2 separate regions of the Homo sapiens genome follow, and region 1 is linked to region 2. The links are chromatin contacts, found by Hi-C or POLR2A ChIA-PET in ENCODE. All regions are on one chromosome and are shown on one strand. The core of a region is the stretch at or near the end of the contact, and the rest is flanking DNA. Distances in the headings are between cores, read along the strand shown.

The links. A loop is a pair of places that touch in the nucleus more often than their neighbours do. ChIA-PET counts read pairs that join two places held with the same protein, here RNA polymerase II (POLR2A). Pooled maps may share reads with other maps.
Region 1: a loop to region 2 is called in a pooled map, with 2.2 times the contacts of the local background. The contact joins two enhancer-like sites. A Hi-C loop is called at or near these places in 1 of 168 maps with a recorded cell type or tissue (ovary) and 6 of 50 pooled maps. POLR2A ChIA-PET finds 5 or more read pairs at or near these places in 2 of 52 experiments (AG04450 and H1).

What each region holds. Positions count from the first base shown.
Region 1 is chr19:48,587,393-48,591,652 of GRCh38, reverse strand. It overlaps SULT2B1 (sulfotransferase family 2B member 1), which reads right to left. Exons shown (of 7, transcript NM_177973.2): 3 at 4,216-4,260; 4 at 1-44. Among named protein-coding and RNA genes, the nearest start is that of SPACA4, 17 kb to the left of the region's middle. RefSeq lists an enhancer at 2,436-2,485. Within about 2 kb of position 2,597, at least 9 of the 41 ENCODE cell types and tissues checked have a DNase peak (open chromatin) inside an H3K27ac peak, as active enhancers do.
Region 2 is chr19:48,289,502-48,293,553 of GRCh38, reverse strand. No RefSeq gene overlaps it. Among named protein-coding and RNA genes, the nearest start is that of ZNF114-AS1, 20 kb to the right of the region's middle. RefSeq lists enhancers at 1,532-2,180, 2,298-2,347, 2,368-2,417. Within about 2 kb of position 2,178, at least 3 of the 41 ENCODE cell types and tissues checked have a DNase peak (open chromatin) inside an H3K27ac peak, as active enhancers do.

The sequences.
Region 1 (4,260 bases), core at 1,348-3,847, 300 kb before region 2:
AGGGAGACCACAACGTCCCGGGGGTTGCGGCCCATGTAGATCACCTGTGTGCGGATGGTGAGGAGAGGGGAGAAGGCGTCAGACACAGGCAAGACCCCAGCCCCTGAGGCCTCCTGCCCTGGAGACCCCTCTCTTCTGACCCTGAAGCAGGAAGGACTCAGGGCAGACTCTTTTTTTTTTGCGATGGAGTCTGACTCTGTTTCGCCCAGGCTGGAGTGCAGTGGCGCCATCTCAGCTCATTGCAACCTCTGCCTCCTGGGTTCAGGCGATTCTCCTGTGTCAGCCTCCTGAGTAGCTGGGACTACAGGAGCGTGCCACCACATCAGGATAATTTTTGTATGTTTAGTAGAGATGGGGTTTTACCATGTTGGTTACTCACAGATTGAGGAACCCCTTGAGGACAGGCAAGGTCTTACACGTTCCTAGAGCCTTAGCCCAGAGCCCCACACACAGGAGGTTCTGGAAATTGCTTGAGGGAATGACAAAGGCATAAAGGGAGGGAGGCTGAGAAAGAACACTTGGCCAGCTGCGGTGGCTCATGTCTGTAATCCCAGCACTTTGGGAGGACGAGACAGGAGGATAACTTGAACCCAGGAGTTTGAGACCAGCCTGGACAACATAATGAGACCCCCATTCTACAAAGAATACAAAAATTAGCTGATGTGGTGGTGCGTGCCCGTGGTCCCAGCTACTCGGGAGGCTAAGGCAGGAGGATCACTTGAGCCCGGGAGGTCGAGGCTGCAGTGAGCTGTGATCACACCACTGCACTCCAGCCTACATGACAGAACGAGACCCTGCCTCAAAAACAAATAAACCAAAAAACAAAACAAAACACCCCCAGATCCACCAAAAACTAAATGAAAACAGACTTAGAGAAACGTGGCTGCTGGTGTGAGGTCTTGTAATAACATTGGTGCTTTCCAGGGCTCCTTCCTGATTCCTGTGCTGTAGAGGATTCCTTTCTGCCCAGAGAAAGGCCTGGCCCTTGCCCCTAGGTCCTGAGAGGTATTTCCTAATCCCTTGGATTTTTTTGTTTTGTTTTGTTTTGTTTTAGACGAAGTCTCGCTGTGTCTCCCAGGCTGGAGTGCAGTGGCACGATCTCAGCTCACTGCAACCTCTGCCTCCCAGGTTCAAGCAATTCTCCTGCCTCAGCCTCCCGAGTAGCTGGGACTACAGGTGGGTGCCACCATGCCTGGCTAATTTTTGTATTTTTAGTAGAGACGGGTTTTCACCATGTTGGCCAGGCTGGTCTCAAACTCCCGGCCTCAAGTGATCCATCTGCTTCGGCCTCCCCAAGTGCTGGGATTACAGGCATGAGCCACCATGCCCAGCCTAGTCTTATTTTTTAGAAACAAGGTCTTGTCGGCCAGGCACTGTGGCTCACACCTGTAATCCCAACACTTTGGGAGGCTAAGGCGGGTGGATCACCTGAGGTCAGGTGTTCGAGACCAGCCTGGTCAACATGGTGAAACCCCGTCTCTACTGAAAATACAAAAAATTAGCTGGGCATGGTGGTGGGCGCCTGTAATCCCAGCTATTTGGGAGGCTGAGGCAAGAGAATCGCTTGAACCCTGGAGGCAGAGGGGCAGAGGTTGCAGTGAGCCAAGATCGTGCCATTGCACTCCAGCCTGGGCAACAAGAGGGAAACTCTGTCTCAAAAAAAGAAAAAAGAAAGAAAAAGAAAAAAGAAAAGAAACAAGGTCTTGTTCTGTCCTTGAGGCTGGAGTGCCTGTGGCACAATCATGGCTCACTGCAGCCTGAAACTCCCAGGCTCAAGTGATCTTCCTACCTCAGCCTCCCAAGTAGCTGGGACTACAGGTGTATGCCACTACACGTGACGAATTTTTAAACTTTTTTGTAGAGATGGGTGTTTCTAAGTTGCCCAGCTGGTCTTGAACTCCTGGGCTCAATCAACTGCTCACCTTGGCCTCTGAAAGTGCTGGGATTTCAGGCGTGAGCCACCGCGCCCGGCCCCCTTGCCTGATTTTCACGTTTGCTTTCATTGTAATTGACTATAACCCGGGAGTCCAGCAGCTTTGCTGAACACTATGAGTTTTGCTAAGTCGTTGAGCCTGAGGGTGGTCTTGGGGACTTCCTGATTGCAGCCCCCCCTCTCTGCTCTGTCCACGCTCAATTCCTTGGCGATATCACCCAGTCCTGGAGCTTCGATTAATTACAGAATATATGTGCCAAGGAATTGCAAATGGACGTGTCAGCCCAAGTCTCTCCCCTCAGATCCCGATGGGTGCATTTCTGTGCCCACCGGCAGCCTCTGCTGGACGTGGGATGGGCCGCCGCAGAGCCCGTGTCTTCCTCCCCCGCCTGCTCCCCTCCCTCCTCCCCTTCCCAGTTGCCCCACCCTGACAGTTGCTTCCGCCGAAACCTTGGAGTCACCCTTGACTCATCCCCTTCTCTCACACCCACATCCAGTCTGTCAGCAAATCCTCCCGGTCTCACCTTCAAAATACCTCCGTGACCATCACCCTAGTCCAGCCACCGTCCCCTCCCCTGGACCCCGGCCAGCGCCGCCTCTCGGGCTTCCCGGCTTCTGCTCTCTCGACAGTCGGTCCCCATCTGACCGCCAGAGGGCGCCGGTGAAGCCTAAGCCCGCTCGGGCTCCTCCTCTGCTGCGATCCCTGCCGCGCTGCCTCGTCACTCGGTCAGAGCTCAAGTCCGCACCGGGCCCACGCGGCCCTGCACATTTTGGCCCCTGTTGCCTCCCCACCCGGACCTCATCTCCACTCCTTTCCCCACTTGCTCACTTGGCTCCGGCCACACCGACCTCCCTCTTGCACCTCAGATACACCCACCTCAGGGCCTTTGCACCTGCTTTTCCCTCTTGCCTGAAATGCTCTTCCTCTAGAAACCTCTGTGGCTCCCACCATCACCTCCCGGGTTTTTACTCACTGGGGGCCCCCTTGACCTCCTTATTTATAATTGCAGCCCCACACCCACCTCTAACTCTATCTCCAGCCCTCTCCCCCCAATGTAAATTTATCCCATCAGACATTTTATGTATTATATTATATTGCATTATGTTATTATATGTTAAACATATAAATATTAAATATAATTAAAGTATATTGTAATACTATTAAATTATTATAATATGTAGTATAATATATGGGGGTTTTTTTTTTGAGACGGAGTTTTGCTTTTGTTGCCCAGGCTGGAGTGCAATGGCGCGATCTCGGCTCACCACAACCTCCGCCTCCTGGGTTCAAGCGATTCTCCTGCCTCAGCCTCCCAAGTAGCTGGGATTACAGGCATGTGCCACCACGCCCAGCTAACTTTGTATTTTTAGTAGAGACAGGTTTTCTCCATGTTGGTCAGGATGGTCTCAAACTCCTGACCTCAGGTGATCTGCCCACCTTGGCTTCCCAAAGTGCTGGGAGTACAAACGTGAGCCACTGCGCCTGGCTGTAATTTTTTTTTTTTTTTTTGAGATGAAATCTTGGTCTGTCTCCCAGGCTGGAGTGCAGTGGTGCCATCTCAGCTCACTGCAACCTCCACCTCCCAGGTTCCAGCAATTCTCCTGCCTTAGCCTCCTGAGTAGCTGGGATTACAGGCACCCACCACCAGATCCGACTAATTTTTGTATTTTTAGTAGAGACATGGTTTCACCATGTTGGCCAAGCTGGTATTGAACTCCTGGCCTCAAGTGATCTGCCTGCCTCTGCCTCCCAAAGTGCTGGGATTACAGGCGTGAGCCACCATGCCAGCACCGGCTTTTTTTTTTTTTTTTTTTTTTTTTTTTTTTTTGAGACAGTCTTGCCCTGTTGCCTAGGATGGAGTGCAGTAAGGTGATTTCAGCTCAGTGCAGCCTTGACCTGCTGGGCTCAAGTGATCCTCCCACCTCAGCATTCCAAGTAGCTGGGACTACAAGTGTGTGCCACCACGTCTGACTGATTTTTAAAATTTCTTGTAATGATGTGGTCTGACTATGTTGCCCAAGCTGGTCTCAAACTCCTGGCCCAAAGTGATCCTCCCGCCTCAGCCTCCCAAAGTGCTGGGACTACAGGCATGAGCCATCACTCCCTGCCAAAGGGCAGGCATTTCTGTGTGTATATTGACCACTGTGCTAGATCAGAGTCAGGCACATAGTAGGTGTTTAACAAATAGGTGCTGAATGAATCAATGAGTTATGCTCCGTCCCCCCATTACCCCATACACCCATGCAGCCCCTCCCAACTGACACACACCCCTCCTCCCAACCTTGGCCTTGGAGCTGAAGAAGGCCTTGGTGAAGATCTGGATGGG
Region 2 (4,052 bases), core at 929-3,428:
GACACCTGAGAATTCAACCTAGATTTTTGATTTTTTATTTTTTTGAGACAGGGTCTTGCTCTGTTGCCCAGGCTGGAGTGCAGTGGTGCAATCTTGGCTCACTCCAGCCTCCACCTCCCAGGTTCAAGTGATTCTCATGCCTCAGCCTCCTGAGCAGCTGGGACTACAGATGTGTGCCACCACGCCCGGCTAATTTTTGTATTTTTTGTAGAGATGGAGGTTTCACCATGTTGGCCAGGCTGGTCTCGAACTCCTGGCCTCCAGTGATCCTCCCGCCTTGGCCTCCCAAAGTGAAAAAGACATTTTAAAGTTTGACCTCTGGAATGCCTTATGCTACAGCCTAAGAGAACAGCAGGTGAGTGCAGCTCAATCTTATCAGCCAAAGTGGAGGAAGGATGAATTAAATTGTACTCAATAGCAGTGAAATTACGGGTATTTAATCATTTTCCTCCTCCAGGAGTGAGGCAGAAACAGGCACTGCCACATCCAGGCTGTGTGGTCTTGGGCCAGTGTCTTCAGCATCCTGAGCTGTTACTCATCCTGACATCAGAGCTGGCAGCGAATCCTGGAGGCAGCTTTGTGTGGTGGGGAAGGCTCACTGGGAGGTAGCGTGGGTGTAACCGGTTCCTCATCATAATCTCTGTCAAGTGAAAAAACATGGGGATAATCTAGAACAGTGGAAAACCCTATCCCAGACCCTTAGAGAGTCAGGAAACCATTTTAAGGTGACCTGACCAGCATTTAAAAATAGGAATAGGCCGGGCCTGGTGGCTCATGCCTGTAATCACAGCACCTTGGGGGGCTGAGGCAGGCGGATCACCTGAGGACAGGAGTTCGAGACCAGCCTGGCCAACATGGTGAAACCCCGTCTTTACTAAAAATGCAAAAATTAGCTGGGCATGATGGCGGGAGCCTGTAATCCCAGCTACTCAGGAGGCTGAGGGAGGCTGAGGCAGGAGGATTGCTTGAACCTGGGGGACAGAGGTTGCAGTGAGCCGAGATCATGCCTGGGTGATAGAGTGACACTCTGTCTCAAAAAAAAAAAAGGAATAGAGTGGAATATAAAGCATCGTGTAATACAGGGCCGTGTAATACAGGGTGGTATTTTTAAAACTAAAATTTTCTTTTTTTTGAGACGGAGTCTCGCCCTGTCACCCAGGCTGGAGTGCAGTGGCGCGATCTCGGCTCACTGTAACCTCTGCCTCCCGGGTTAAAGTAGTTCTTTGCCTCAGCCTCCCTAGTAGCTGGGATTACAGGTGCCCGCCACCATACCTAGCAAATTTTTTTTTTTTTTTTTTTTTAAGTAGAGATGGGGTTTCACCATCTTGGCCAGACTGGTCTGGGACTCCTGACCTGGTGATCCACCCACCTCGGCCTCCCAAAGTGCTGGGATTACAGGCATGAGCCACTGCAGCCGGCCTAAATTTTGTTTTTAATTGTACATATTTATAGGATGCGGCGTGATGTTTTGATACATATATAAATTGTGCAGTGATCAAATCAAGGTTATTAGCAAATCCATCATCCCAGATGCTTGCCATTTCTTTGCGGTGAAACATGCAAAATGTTCTAGCTATTTTGAAGTATACAATCCATTGTTGTTGGCTATAGAGGGTGGTATTCTTTTGTAAAAGTATGCTGATGCGGCCAGGCACGGTGGCTCATGCCTGCAATCCCAGCACTTTGGGAGGCCGAGGCGGGCAGATCACTTGAGGCCAGGAATTCGAGACCAGCCTGGCTAACATTGTAAAACCCCATCTCTACTAAAAATAAAAAATTAGCCAGGCGCGGTGACGGGCGCCTGTAATCTCAGCTACTCAGGAGGCTGAGGCAGGAGAATCGCTTGAACCCTGGAAGTGGAGTTTGCAGTGAGCCGAGATCGTGCCACTGCATTCCAACCTGGGCAACAGAGCAAGACCTTGTCTCAAAAAAAAAAAAAAAAAAATGCTGACGCAAAATGATTTCTTACTGTGCGTCAGAATTTTGGAAGCCACTGGTAGACAGTCCTTAGTTTCACACAATGATTTTCAGACAACTGCCCATTCGCCAATTCCAACCACCTCGGCCCACTGCCCAAATCCAACGTTTCTGGTCTCCGGGCGGCGCTGCCTTAGCAGGATCCGCCGCCAGGTGGCGCGCTCCCCCCGCCCGGAGTGGGTTTTGTTCCATCCCGGACTTAGATCTTCCAAGACGGCGATTTCCTTCTGGTCGGGTCTCTTCCCGAGGATCCGCTTTACTCGTACTAGAAACTCTGACCTCGAATGCAGTTCCAGAAGCAGAACCCTGTAGGGGGTTTCAGGCGGCCAAGAAGGGAAGTGGTTCTCCTAAGACCGTCCCGGCTTCAGTCCACGGCGCTCACTAAATGCCTCCCACGCCAGACGAGGTCCCCCGTCCCCGGAGCTCGCGTCCCAGAGGTGAGGACACACACGAACCCTCCTGCCCGAATTCGCGACCCCGTCAGTGCAGGGAGGCTCTGGCCTGGGGCTGAAGAGCCGAGTCTCTGGTGCCTGACAGCACGGGGTCGAGCCCCTCCCGGCCACCTGCTGGCTGTGTGATCTTGGGCATCGTGCTTGGCCTCGCTGTGCCTCAGTTCCCCCCACTGTAAAATGGTAGTGATAACAGCAGCCACTTCATAGCGTTGCAGGCGTTGCATGAGTTAATAGGTGCAAAGCGCTCAGAAGGGGGCCTGGCGTATGTTTGCCAAAACGATTGTTGAAAATTCTCAGTTTACATCTGTGAGAATTGAGGACCAGTTGGGGGTAGAGGGTGGGGAATCCCCAAAGTCGGCTAAGTTCAGCCTCAGCGACTGGAGGCGGGAGGGGTGTTCCCTCAGCTACAGATGTTTCCCCCCTCCCGCCCCGGCCCCCTCCACCCCCGGTTGAATCCAGGGATTCTGATTTCAGCCATGGTCCTTTTCCTCCGCACAGCGCTCCCTGGGGGTGGGAGTGGACCCAGGCCCCTTGGCAAGGTCTGGGACTGTCCTGGCATAGCAGCCTCCCCTCCTCCTCTTCATTCCTTCCAGGATGGGGAGGGCCATGAGTCACCCAGATTCTAGGATAAAGCAGCAGATTGCTGGGAAACGCAGGCAGCAGGGGTCCGGGAGAAAGGGCCAAGCTTGAGCCCCCTCAGCCACAGTGGGGGTCCCTGACCTGCAGGTCTTCCCCAAACACTGAAAGCTGAACTTAACAGTGCTGGGGCCATGCAGAATGCGCGCCTAGGAGGACCTCTGCTCTTACCAGTGGCGTTTCTCTTTTCTTTTCCTTTTTTTTTGGAGACGAAATCTCGCTCCGTCGCCCAGACGGGAGTGCAGTGGCGCAGTCTCAGCTCACTGCAACCGCTGCCTCCCTTGTTCAAGTGATTCTCCTGCCTCAGCCTCCCAAGTAGCTGGGATTACAGATGTCTGCACCATGCCTGGCTAAGTTTTGTATTTTTAGTAGAGATGGGGTTTCGCCATGTTGGCCAGGCTGGTCCCGAACTCCTGACCTCAAGTGATCCACCCACCCCGGCCTCCCAAAGTGCTGGGATTACAGGCATGAGCCACCGCGCCCGGCCTATTTTTTTTTTTTTTGAGACAGAGTCTCACTCTGTCTGTTGCCCAGGCTGGAGTGCAGTGGCACGATCTCGGCTCACTGCAACCTCCGCCTCTTGGGCTCAAATAATTCTCCTGCCTCAGCCTCCTGAGTAGCTGGGACTACAGGTGCATGCCACCATGCCTGACTAATTTTTGTATTTTTAGTAGAGACGGGGTTTCACCACATTGGCCAGGCTGGTCTTGAACCCTGACCTCAAGTGATCCACCTGCCTCGGCCTCCCAAAGTGCTGGGATTACAGGCGTGAGCCACCACGCCCGGCCAAGAATGACTTTCATAAAATGCTCATTGGGAGGGCTTTGCAAAATTGGTGTTAGCAGCATGTTTATAATCTCTAAAGTGAGATACAGATCCAGGGTCTCTGGAATGAATATAACTAAGAAAGAATGAATGCCACCTGCACCCTACCTGCTTAGCTTTTCTTTTCCTGAAAGAAGCAAGGCACAAAGAAATATTCTATGC